Regions from separate parts of the Homo sapiens genome. Here all the other regions are linked to region 3. The links are chromatin contacts, found by Hi-C or POLR2A ChIA-PET in ENCODE. All regions are on one chromosome and are shown on one strand. The core of a region is the stretch at or near the end of the contact, and the rest is flanking DNA. Distances in the headings are between cores, read along the strand shown. Region 1 has its middle 160 kb from the start of RHOU. Region 2 has its middle 30 kb from the start of RHOU. Region 3 has its middle 67 kb from the start of RHOU.

Region 1 (3,953 bases), core at 387-2,886, 98 kb before region 3:
CCTGGAGGCTGTGTGGAAGGGGCCCCGAGGAAGAGCTCACCTTAGAAGATAACGCTTAGTCTCTGGTCCCTGCCAAATGACACTGTTACACTCCTAAGTTCCCTGCTCTCCAGGACATATTCTGAATACCAAATAAGACCCATGAGGCATGGTAGCTCAAACCGCAGGTTCCAGCGTGTCAAGTGTGTTTCCAGGACCAGCTGACCCTGCTCCAGTGAGAGGTTACCAAAGGCCTCTCAATATACAGGACCACCCACATCACTGCAGACCCCGCCAATATGCCAGAGCACTGATCACTTGATCTGAACAGAAAAGAGTGGCAGCCTAGGAGGGGCTGACGCTGAGTCAAGCTCGCACCCATTGAGAACATTCTTCTTCCCAAGTATTCCCTGCAATGACAGTGTAAGAAAGCTGGGATGCAGATAGAAATACTTGGTCTAGCAGTTTGGGTTTTTGCATTTTTCTGTAAGATTGCATTAAAGTGTGACATGGGTCCATGGACCAAGGAAAAGTTTTGGATTCAGTGGACTAAGCCTCATAATGTTATTAGGGCTACTAATGGGTGACGTTACAGTCTCTTCCTGCCACCTGCAGAGGCCCCAGATGGACCCATCCCTTCTAATGCACAGCTCTCCACACCCAACCTGTGGGCCTAGTTACAGTTGTGTGGTGGGGCCGACCCTCCACCCACACCCTGGTGGCCGCAGCAGTGAAGAGGGCTACAGCTTCCATGGGTGGGTGGCAAGATCTCATACCAGTCCCATGAGAAAGCTAAGATGCTTTATAAATGCTGCAAACTGTCAGCCCGCAAGTGAGTGCTTAATGCCAGAAAGCATACAGAAAGTCAAAGCAAACGTCTCTCAACCCTGTTTTTCGGTTGGGTTTTATTGTTTGTTCTTTGTGGCTGGGTGGGAGACTGGGGTAGAAAAAAAAATCCATGATTCTTTTTGAACCTGCCTTGTGTCCTTTTAAGAAGTAGCTTCTACCAGCAGCTGGTTTTGGTTTTTTGGTTTTTTTCCAGAGAGAAATGTGAGGGAGGACTGTGTTAGGAGCAAAATGTTCGTATCCACTTGCAGCAGCCTCTTGGTGCATTTCGGGAAACGGTATGTGCTGCCTGGATGCCTGGGGTTCTTTAGAATGAGCACATATTTATGTTAAGGAGGAAAAAAAACACTTGTATTTTCAACCTCAAAGATGATTTTTTAAAAGTCAAAACAACTCACATCCTAGGCTGCCAGAATGCTTGCTTTCTGCGCTCACTTCTAGTCCCAAATACATTTGTGTAGCTCATTATATGCTGACTGGAACTGTAGTTTGTAGTGAGAGCCAAGCAGCACTCTCATTCCAGCTCGTTTCTCATCAGGAGAGTGGTCTTTTATCACTTCAGGAAGCTGGAAAAGGCTCTCTCCCATGGCCATGCTGTTAGATAATGATCTCACCAACCCTAAGTAAAAGCAGAGGGTTTTTCACCCCGTAAAAGCCCTAGGCCAAGGCAAATCCCCACCCCACGCCCAGACTCAGCCCCATCAGACACAGGAGAGCTGGCCAGAGGATGGCCCCCCAGAGGCCTCGGGTCTTTGTGTAAATGAGTCCGCCCCACCCACCTACGCTGCCCTGGAGTATTTTCGATGACACCGTGGAGCAATGACTGCATCTCTTTGAGATCACATGAAGAGTTGTACTTAACAACAGCTCGGGAGGTCGGGGAGAAGCCACATGATGCAGCTGCTTTGAAAGCAGAAAGAAGATGGGCTCACGGTCGGGCTGGTGGCCAGCGGTGCTGGATAATGACTCCTCTGCCTGTCCCTCTGGCTGAAGCTGAGGAGAGTGAGCCCGTGCACCTGAAGACCCTCAGTTCCTTGTTTTCTCTCTTCCATATTTTCCAAGTCTTGCACAAAAAGCACATTCTTTCCCTCTCACCCCTGAATCTGCCTGTGTTCTGGGTGATGGAGGATCCCAGACTGGTTCACCCTATGGGGACAGATGGACCACAAAATGACTTCCGAGCCCACTAAGTTGATGGGCTTGTGGGGGCTGTGCCTTCTCACCCTCATTTGTCGGGCTCCATCGGTGAACATCTGGAAGCTTCTTCTTGACCTCTGCAAGCCACTCGCACTCGCCCCCAAACTCCTGTCTCAGGGCCTTGGCACTTGCCCTTCCTCTCCTCCTCTGCCCAGCCAGCCTCTCCCAGAGATCTGTGAGGCCTGTGCCTGCTGATGCTGCCTGGTGGTGAGGCCGCCCGCCATCCTGCCCCTCCCTACCACTTACCACCGCCGAAAAGACTCCAAGGGTCATTCATCTTTGCGGCTGTTATCTGTTTTTGTGTTACGGAAACCCAGCCTCCCCACCCAGACAGCAGTCTCCACAAGGAAAGAGATTCGGGTCTGTTCTCTTCTTCTGCTGTATCCTCAGCCACCAGGAAGCATAGCAGACACTTGGTGAATACCCACTTTTGCAGAGTAGAAATAACAATTGTGTATTTTGCTTTTTCATGTCACCTTCTATTACGTTATTTCTTCTGTTATCACATAAGCATGGACTGCTTTACAAATCAGAAAACAAACAAGCAAACCCATAAACATGCATTTTAAAATCTCAGGAGGCAGGCCAGGGGCAGTGGCTTACACCTGTAATCTCAGCATTTTGGGAGGCTGAGGCAGTTGGATCGCAGAGCCCCCTCTCATGCTTTGCGGGAGCAGAGCCACGTGTAGGTCAAGAGCCCTTCGAGAATGTGATGAAGTATTATTACAGATATTCTTCCCAGAAAACGTGTGCTCATGCCCATACAGAGAACATTTTTACACAACTCGAAGGAAGTCCCAGGTTCCCTCATGCCCCACAAATTAAGAACCCTGGGTTGAGATGAGTGACCCCTCTCACCTCACCTCATCCTTCCTGCACAAAGCTACTTCAGGGTTGTCAGGGATTCCAGTAAAATAGTGCTTCTCTCCACGTGTTGGACCCGGCAACCACGGCTCATGCCACGGCCTCCGTTCCTCACTAAGGCAAACTTCGCACCTGCTTCTGCCAAATGGGGCGGCCAGGGTCAGCTGTGCAGGGCCCCAGCCATGGGAAGTGGAGATAAGGAGGTGGTTAAAGGCAGCACAGACAGCAGGGCCTGCAGGAGCAGCTCAAAGAACTGTCCAGGCCAGCCTGAGAGGCCTACCTGTTACCACAGCCCCAGTGTTTATAAAAGGCCCGGTTGTTCCTCTTTTCTGGGGCTCTTTGAGTCATATGTGTTCTTAAAATACCAGTCTCAACCCATGAGCTGAGGTGGCCTGAATGAGACTTGGTTCCTCTCAACAAAAAGAGTCCAGATGGCACAATGTTGGGAGTCCATCCCTGGGAGCCGAGGCTGCTGACCAGGAGGGTCACTCTGGAAAAGAGAGAGTCTGGTGGCAAAGCTGCGTCAGGCGCTGGCCCACCCTTCTCACTACTCGTTCCCCTCCCAGCTGAGCTGCTAGGCTGGCTGAGCTCTGAGCTCCTTGTGGCTTTCAAATGCCATGTTTGACGAGAAGTTCATTCCAGGTGAGTTCCTGAGATTCCCAGATGAAAGGAACAAAGCAAAAATAAATAAATAAAAATATAAAGCAAAATAAGTTATTTGTTTGCCTTTTTGCCATTCTCCAGCCTGATACCACTGAGAGTAGCTTCCCCATTTCCAAAGTCCTACAACCCAATGCTGTAATCTTGGCTGCACCCCTCATCTCAGGTATTCCTGCTTCCCCAGCCCTTCCCTTCGCCGTGTCTTTTGCCGGCCTGGTGGAGCCACATCTGGAGGGGCAACCCTGAGCCCTCTGACCCGGACTGCCCAGAACAGCCGGCGACACTGGTAGACGCGGATCTGGTTTTTCTTAATCACGGCCCTCAACAGAATCCACAGACTTTCCTGGAAGCCACAGGGCAGTCTTCAGCCCCAGCTCCCATCTCTTCCCTCCACATCTAGGTGTCTT
Region 2 (4,304 bases), core at 459-2,958, 97 kb after region 3:
CTCAGATCTCCAGCTGCGTGCTGGGAGAACCACTGCTCTCTTCAAAGCTCAGATGGAAATGCAGAAATCACCCATCTTCTGTGTCGCTCACGCTGGGAGCTGTAGACCGGAGCTGTTCCTATTCGGCCATCTTGCGAGACCATTCTGCTTTGGGTATTTTATACACACACACACACACACACACACACACACACACACACACACACACTATATATATATATATATATACATATGTATATATATATGTATATATATATGTATATATATGTATATATATATATTTTGTTAATATATGTGTGTGTATGTGTATATATATACATATATATATATATATATGTATATATATATATATATATATGTATGTATATATGTCCTAAAGGTCCCAAAGGCAGCGTCTTGCTTAATGGAAAAACATTAAAGCACTAGAAGCATTTCTAATAGGATAAGAAACGAGGCAAGGATGCCCATTATCACCACCACGTTCAACAGCATACTGGAGATATTAATTAACTACGTAATAGGAAGAAATAACAGATTGTACAGATAAGAATTGAAAAGAAGCTAAACCATTTCTATTTGCAGATGATTTGATCATGTACCAGTAAAATTCTTGATAGTCAATGATATAACTAACTCAAACAATAAAATAATTCAGTAAAGTAATAGGCTATAATGCTAACATATACAAATTATTAGCTTTCATATAAACAAACGATAACTAGTTAGCTAATAAGATGATAGAGAAAACCCATTTACAATAGCAACAAAAAGGATAAAATACCTAGAAAGGAATTAAACCAAAAAACACGTAAAATAATGCAAAATTAAGTTCAGCCTAAAGCCGCCTCCTTGTAAGTTTGGCCTAAAGGTTTCTCCATACATAATGAACTGTAACCTAATGAGATGTGGCTATGTAAACAGACCGTAACCTACCCTTGTACCAATCACTGAGTTCCAGCCAATCATAGGCAGTTAACTGTTCAAATAAGGCAGATGCCAAGCTGTAATCAATCTAGCTGTTTCCGCATCTCACCCATTTTCTGTACATCACTTTCCTTTTTCTGTCCATAAATCCTCACTGACCACAAAGTAGTGCCAGAGTCCCTCTGAAGCTCTTCTGGTTCAGGGGGCAACCCAATTCATGAATCATTCTTTGCTCAGTTAAACTCTATTAAATTTAATATCTCTAAAGTATTTCTTTAACAGACAGTGTCAGAAGTGGAATCTGAAGTAGAGGCTCCAGTGACCAACAAGAGCATCAAGTGACCAAGTAAAGTAACCCCCTGGCCATTGAATCCATTGCTCTCTCACAGCAGCTGGGGATCATGGGTGAATTCTCTCTCAGATTCTGAAGTTCCAGAAATTTGTGTTTTGAGTTATCTGAGTTTGAGCAAAAAATTTCTTTTTTTTTGTTTTTTGAAATAGAGTTTTGCTTTTCTCGTCCAAGCTGAAGTTCAATGGTGCAATCTCGACTCACTGCAACCTCCGCCTCCTGGGTTCAAGCAATTCTCCTGCCTCAGCCTCCTGAGTAGCTGGCATTACAGGCATGTGCCATCGTGCCCGGCTAATTTTTTGTATTTTTAGTAGAGACGGGGTTTCACCATGTTGGCCAGGCTGGTCTCGAACTCCTGACCTCAGGTGATCTGCCCGTCTCGGCCTCCCGAAGTGCTGGGATTATAGGCGTGACCCACCGCGCCCGGCCTTTGAGCAAATTTTTGATCCAAACTGGGTTTGGAAGCCATGACAGAAACTGGACTGGGTCCAGGATCAGATTGGATCTAATAATTAACTTACTTGGATCCAGTTAGAGGCCTCAGATGTCTGACTAGGTCAGGCAGAAACTGGCAGTAAATGGCAATACTGCAGGGAGTGTGAACTCCAGCTGTGAGAAATTTGCAGGGACTTTTGCATTTTAGCCCCTTTGTTTCTTTTTCTTACATACCTAGGCAGGGGAAAAAAATCATTAGCTAAGTCAATCAAGGGGATCTGAGAGCCAAAGGCATTCAATGTAAAAATGAGATGCTTAATTGCTTAATTTCTGCAGAATTGAATACACCACCTTTTGGCTACACCTACACTTACATGTGTCGGAATTAGGCCCCCAAGAGCCCCCAAAGCAGCAAATGCTTACAGAAATAGCAAAATCTTACTAAAGGTAATTTAAAATTACAGTGGAACATTCCAAATAAATAATACTGTACTTTTAAATGTGTGTTATTGTAGCAGATTTCACACACACACAAAGTGCATTTTAAAATGAGGGCTCCTAAAGAAGGCTCTTCCAGGGATGCCTACCGATGTGCAGAAACTTCTAAAAAGATTTCAATACTTTTATTCCCTCATTAAAAAAAAAAAAACTCTTGGCCAGGTGTGGTGGCTCATGCCTATAATGCCAGCATTTTGGGAGGCCAAGGTGGGCAGATCACTTGAGGTCAGGAGTTCAAGACCAGCCTGGCCTACATGGTGAAACCCCATCTCTAGTAAAAACACAAAAAATTAGGTGGACATGGTGGCTTGTGCCTGCAGTCTCAGCTACTTGGGAGGCTGAGGCAGGAGAATCACGAACCCAGGAGGTGAAGGTTGCAGTGAACTGAGATCGCTCCACTGCACTCCAGTCTGGGGAACAGAGTGAGACTACATCTCAAAACAAACAAACAAGCAAACAAAAAATTCTTTATAAAAGGCAAATAAAAAGCTTAAGTGACTGACCAGAAACAGTGGCTGACCCCTGTTATCCTAGCACTCTGGGAGGCCAAGGCAGGTGGTAACTTGAGGTCGAGTTCAACACGAGCCTGGCCAATATGGGGACACCCCATCGCTACTTAAAAAAAAAAAAAAATTAGCTGAGTGTGGTGGTGCACACCTATAATCCCAGCTGCTTGGGAGGCTGAGGCAGGAGGATCGCTTGAACCCAGGAGACAGAGGTTGCAGTGAGCCAAGATCACACCATTGCACTCCAGGTGACTCCCTGGGTGACAGGGCAAGACTCTATCTAAAAAATAAAAATAAAAATAAAAAAAATTGACTAATTGGTAAGAAAATTTACCAACTTTTTGGCTTAGTTACTATTTGTGAACCCCAAATATCTGAGACAGGTCTCAATCAATTTAGAGAGTTTATTTTGCCAAGATTAAGCGCGTGACCATGACACAACCTCAGGGGTTCCTGACATGTGCCCAAGGTGGTTGGGTTACAGCTTGCTTTTATACATTTTAGGGAGACATGAGACATCAGTCTATATGTGTAAGATGTACATTGGTTTGGTCTGGTAAGGCGGAACAACTTGAGGTGGGGGCTTCCAGGTCATAAAACAAAAGGTTGCATTATTTTGAGTCCTTGATGAGCCTTCCACTGGATACAAAATATAGTCTGGCTCAGTGAATCTTCATTTTTACATAAACAATAGGGCAGAGGAAGCAATCAGATATGCATTTGTCTAAGGTGAGCCTCAGAAGGAGACTTGGAGTTCTATCTTTCCGTTGTCCACCAAGAATTTCCTTGTGGGCAAATTGTGAGGGAGGTATGTCACTTTTTATCTTTGTAGCTATCTTATTTAGGAATGAAATGGGAGGCAGGGTGCCTGACATAGGTCCCAGCTTGACTTTTCCCTTGGCTCAGTGATTTGGGGTCCTAAGATTTATTTTCCTTACACATATCCCAACCAAAGGCAAAAAGAAAGCTATCCTGGATACAGTGTTTATAAAAAGTAGGCCCTCAGATTAAATGGCCTTGATTCTTTTTCAAAGCTATCCATGCTAAGTCCAGGTATAGAGAATGCTTTAATTGCTGTGTTTCTTAATGAGCTCCATCCTGAACTCAGTAGTTTTAGCTAAGAAAAAGTAGCTAAGTTAAGAAGACCACCTATTAAACTAAAACAGTCTCTAAAATATACTTTTCTGGCATTTAGCTGGCTATCTTAAAACACTTTTTTTTTTTCAGAGATGGAGTCTCACTCTGTTGCCCAGTCTGGAGTGCAGTGGCGCGATCTCAGCTCACTGCAACCATCACCTCCCGGGTTCACGCCATTCTCCTGCCTCAGCCTCCCGAGTAGCTGGGACTACAGGTGCCCACCACCACACCTGGCTAATTTTTTCTATTTTTAGTAGAGACGGGGTTTCACCATGTTAGCCAGGATGGTCTCGATCTCCTGACCTCATGATCCGCGCGCCTCGGCCTCCCAAAGTGCTGGGATTACAGATGTGAGACGCCGCGCCTGGCCCCAAAACACTTTTATAGGAGAAATTTATATCTCTAAAAGAAATTTCCATTTGAAAGGGTGTCTGAGAGGGAGGACTGGGTCACTA
Region 3 (4,112 bases), core at 435-2,934:
AGCCATTAAAAAGAACAGAATCCTGTCATTTGCAGCAACATGAATGGAACTGAAGGTCATTATTTAAGTGAAATAAGCCAGGAACAGAAAGACAAATATCACATGTTTCTCTCTCTTATGTGAAATCTAAAAAAGTGAACTTCATGGAGATTAAGAGTAGAATGGTGGTTACCAGAAGCTGGGAAGGGAAGAAGGGAGGGGAGGATGAAGAGAACTTGGTTAACAGGTAAAAACACACAGTTAAATAGAGGGAATGAGTTCTAGTATTCAATAGTACAGTAGGGAAATTATAGTTTACCATGATTTATGGTATATTTCAAAATAGCTAAAAGAGAATTATAATGTTTCCAACACAAAGAAAAGATAAATGTTTGAAGTGATGGATATCTCAGTCACCCTGATTTCATCATTACACGTTGTATACATGTATCAAAATATCACATGCTTCCCCTCAAATATGTACAACTATGATAGGTTAATTTTTAAAAATATAAAAAATGTATATTAACTATTGGAGGAGGCCCTAAGGTCTGCCTCTCTCAGCTCATAAAAGGGAGTGAGCATCCTGGGGGCGGTGGCTGGGAACCGCATCAAGGAGGAGGCAGGAGAAAGCTGCTTTCTTCCAGGCATAAAGGACCTTGCGTTTTCCTGTGTCAAAACACTGCTCTGCTTTTGGAAAGGAACCAAGTTCTGAAGACCTCTGTACCTGAGGACAAGTTGTGAAAGAAAAGGCAAGCCATGGATGGTTAAGGTGCTGTGTGTTAAACTGCCATCTCCTAACACCAGGTCCAGCAGCCGCAGCCAGACCGCCAGGAGGAAGGGTGTCCTCTGTGAGGGCCTGGATGGTCCCCCATGCTGCCAGGACCACACTTTGGGTCGCTGTGCCCTGCTAAGTAGGTCTATGCAAAACTATCCCCAAAGTCCAAAGAAGCTGAAAAGTTGAAAACAGAGGCTGACAAATCTAGTTTCTCAGAAAGAAACACTTAATAGGGACTTTACGAACAGAGGCCACATCTCAGGCAGCCACAAGACAAGATGGTGGATCCCTGCTCAGTTACCCCTACGACCCAGGGCTATGTACCATATAGAATTTGTCTAAGGGCAGGATGTATGGGAAATGTGTGTTTACAATAACATCAAGGTTGTTTTGACATAAGGGCAGGAGTTAAGGTAAGTACATGAAAGTAAAAATCTCAGAGGCCTTCCCTGAACTGGGGTTAATCAGGAGTCAACATGGCGGATGAGCATCCAAGATGGAGCTGCTTTTGTCTCCATGAGGCTGTGCCTGGCACCTGCTGAGGCCTTAACACAGATTTGTGGAGAACAAGGCAGAACTAGAGAGTGAAAGGTGGTGCAAGATAAAAATACACATCGCTTCTCCTCCCCAGAAAGCAGTTGCTTCATCTCCTTAATTCCTCCCAAGAGAGCATAAATTAGCTTGTAGTTTTAATCGCCTTGTATTCACTGTAACTCAGCAATAGAAAGCTCTGTTTGGTGGGAGCAGGGAAGCAAGGTCTCCATCCTTATCGGAGAGTGGCCTAGTTTCAAAAACAGGGGATCCCACAAGATCTTGGCACACACGGACGTGCAAAAAACACAGTTCAAAGTGTTCTTTGCTGTGTGGATGCGAGGGTTAGAGACAAAGCGAGGCTGCTTTGGCTGCCGCAGTGATGATAACCCCATGTACCAAAGTCTCCAGCTCTGATAGAGGAAGAAAGCTTCAAAGCTGTTTCTTGACAAGATTCTCTTGGCAAGATTCTCTTGGCAAGAAACAGAGCTGTGTTTCTCAATCGACTTTAATTCCTCTGAGCAGGCGAAGCCTGACCCTTGGTTTGCTAGTTCCATGTCAGATAGGAAGTGCTTATTCCACTTCAAAGCCAGAGGCACAAAATCCTATCTGGGGGAATAAACTGGTCAAGTGGCTCACTGCTGTGCCCTGAGGGCAGCTGCCTTGGCCTCAGCCCAAGGCCCAAAGGCTGGTAGGGGGTTGTGAGAGTGTGTGATAGCTTTTTTCCCCTCCAAATATTAAGGTTCATCCTTCATCAGAAGACATAATGTTTATTCATATAACTAAACAAAATATCACATTTTGAGAATGATTCCCAAGTTGGTATAAGGAAACTAATGTTCTTTGTTCAATCAAATCTGAAGTTTTCCTTTATTGTACATGAAACAATGAGTTCGAGGCTCCATTAATGTCTAAGGGCCATTGGCTTACTCCATCCAGCCCAGTCCATTACACTGAGTTCTGGTTGAATGCTTTTCTCTGAATTTGACACAATCTCAAATGGAGCTCTAGGCGGCTATTTACGCACCAGGATGCAGTCCCCCACCAGACATTATTAACTGCCAGTGCCTGGATCTTCCCACTTCCCAGCCTCCAGAACAGTGAGCAATAAATGTTTCTTATTTAAGCCACCCATTTTATGTTAGTTTGTTATAGCAGCCTGAGCTGACTAAGACAAGACATAATAATAGTATCTACATATAGAGTTATGGAGACAGTTAAATAGATTAATATTGTACACATAACTCAAGTGACACTGAGTCTTCTCCTTTCAACTAGTCTGAGCAGGTTATCACAAAGAACACACACACACAAGATAAAGGAGAAAAGGAGGCTACTTCCTTAAAATCTTCTTTAACCTAAATTTCCTCTCTCTTCAACAACTGCCCCATCTCTTTCCACAGCCCTCTTTGCCAACCTCCCCTTTTGCCACCAGTGAAAAATAGACTAAAGAGGTACAGGAGTTGATGTGGGCTGACTGCAACCTGTTAATCCAGAAGAAGTGGTTTGTTGGGATGGACTGAGGTGTGGAAGGTATAGATAAAAAGAAGTGGACCAATTTTAAAGATATAAAGGATGTAAAACTGATTAAACTGGTGACTGGGAATGGGGTCAAATATACGGTCAATCTTCCTTATTTGTGGATTCCATATTTGCAAATTTACCTACTCACTACAATTTGTTTGTAACCCTAAAATTAATACTCATGGTGCTTTCATGGTCATTTGCAGAAATGCACAGAGCCCTGAAAAATTTGAGTTGCTCAATGCACACATTCCTAGCTGAGGTGGAACAAGGTGGCACCCTGCCTGCTTGTTTCAGCTGTCACACTGCATCAAGTATCCTTTTCAAGGTCTATTTAGTTACACAATACATCTTTTGCCTTTTTGTGCTTTTTATTGGTGATTTTGCTGTTTTAAATGGCCTCTCAGAACAGAGCTGAAATGCTGCCTTTTGTTCAGAGCTGCAGAAAGGCTATGATTTCTCTATGAAGAAAATACCAGTGTTAAGCTTTGTTCAGGTGTTGATTATAGTGCAGTGAGTTCAGTGTTAATGAATCAACAATGTGTATTGAATAAGGTATCTTTAGACAGAAACAAATACACAGCAAGGTTATGTATTGATCAGTTGATAAAATTGTGATTAGTTGCACACAGGAACTTAACCCTTTATTTCCTCTAGGAGCAATGGTTTGGTATTCACTAATTCAGTGTTCATGGTGACTTTATAGAACATAACTACTGTGAATAAGGTGAATCAACATAACTTCCAACCAGTGTTCTGGCTTGAACAACTGGGTGGATATGGGTGTCATTTGCTGAGCCAGGGCTCACTAGGGGAGGACAAAGTTATTATGCAGGAAGACATGATAAAATCCTGGAATTTTCCCTGGGACTCCTGGACTTTATTTCGGTATCATAAACACCTTTGTAGCTGGAAAAGTCCCATCTTCTTCTGTGATGTTACCTGGATGATGTAAATCAAGAGCTACATTCAAGATACAGTTGCCCCCCCACTCAACTAATTTATGGAGAATACATTCCAAGACCCCAAGTGAATGCCCAAAACCTCGGATAGTACCAAACCCTATATACTACATATATATGATAAAATTTAATTTATAAATTAGGCACTGTAAGAGATTGGCAACAAGAAGAAGAGGAACAATTATGACAATACACTGTAACAAAAGTTGTGTGAATGTGTTCTCTCTCTCTCTTTCGAAATATCTCATTATATTTTGCTCGTCTATTTTTGGACCAAGGTTGACCATGGGTTACAGAAACCATGTATATTAGTCCATTCTCACACTGCTATAAAGAAA

The links. Hi-C counts contacts between places; a loop is a spot of excess contacts on that map. ChIA-PET counts read pairs that join two places held with the same protein, here RNA polymerase II (POLR2A). Pooled maps may share reads with other maps.
Region 1: a map of ovary shows a loop between it and region 3 (1.8-fold over the local background). The contact joins two enhancer-like sites. A Hi-C loop is called at or near these places in 4 of 168 maps with a recorded cell type or tissue (esophagus muscularis mucosa, ovary, sigmoid colon and 1 more) and 7 of 50 pooled maps. POLR2A ChIA-PET finds 5 or more read pairs at or near these places in 1 of 52 experiments (MCF 10A).
Region 2: a loop to region 3 is called in a map of endothelial cell of hepatic sinusoid, with 4 times the contacts of the local background. The contact joins two enhancer-like sites. A Hi-C loop is called at or near these places in 1 of 168 maps with a recorded cell type or tissue (endothelial cell of hepatic sinusoid). POLR2A ChIA-PET finds 5 or more read pairs at or near these places in 2 of 52 experiments (H1 and activated CD4-positive, alpha-beta memory T cell).

What each region holds. Positions count from the first base shown.
Region 1 is chr1:228,897,959-228,901,911 of GRCh38, reverse strand. No RefSeq gene overlaps it. Among named protein-coding and RNA genes, the nearest start is that of RHOU, 160 kb to the right of the region's middle. RefSeq lists enhancers at 1,669-2,324, 2,899-3,148. Within about 2 kb of position 1,636, at least 6 of the 41 ENCODE cell types and tissues checked have a DNase peak (open chromatin) inside an H3K27ac peak, as active enhancers do; they include ovary, where a contact is called at or near this core.
Region 2 is chr1:228,703,160-228,707,463 of GRCh38, reverse strand. It overlaps a transcript of RHOU not described here. Among named protein-coding and RNA genes, the nearest start is that of RHOU, 30 kb to the left of the region's middle. Within about 2 kb of position 1,708, at least 3 of the 41 ENCODE cell types and tissues checked have a DNase peak (open chromatin) inside an H3K27ac peak, as active enhancers do.
Region 3 is chr1:228,800,268-228,804,379 of GRCh38, reverse strand. No RefSeq gene overlaps it. Among named protein-coding and RNA genes, the nearest start is that of RHOU, 67 kb to the right of the region's middle. Within about 2 kb of position 1,684, at least 10 of the 41 ENCODE cell types and tissues checked have a DNase peak (open chromatin) inside an H3K27ac peak, as active enhancers do; they include ovary, where a contact is called at or near this core.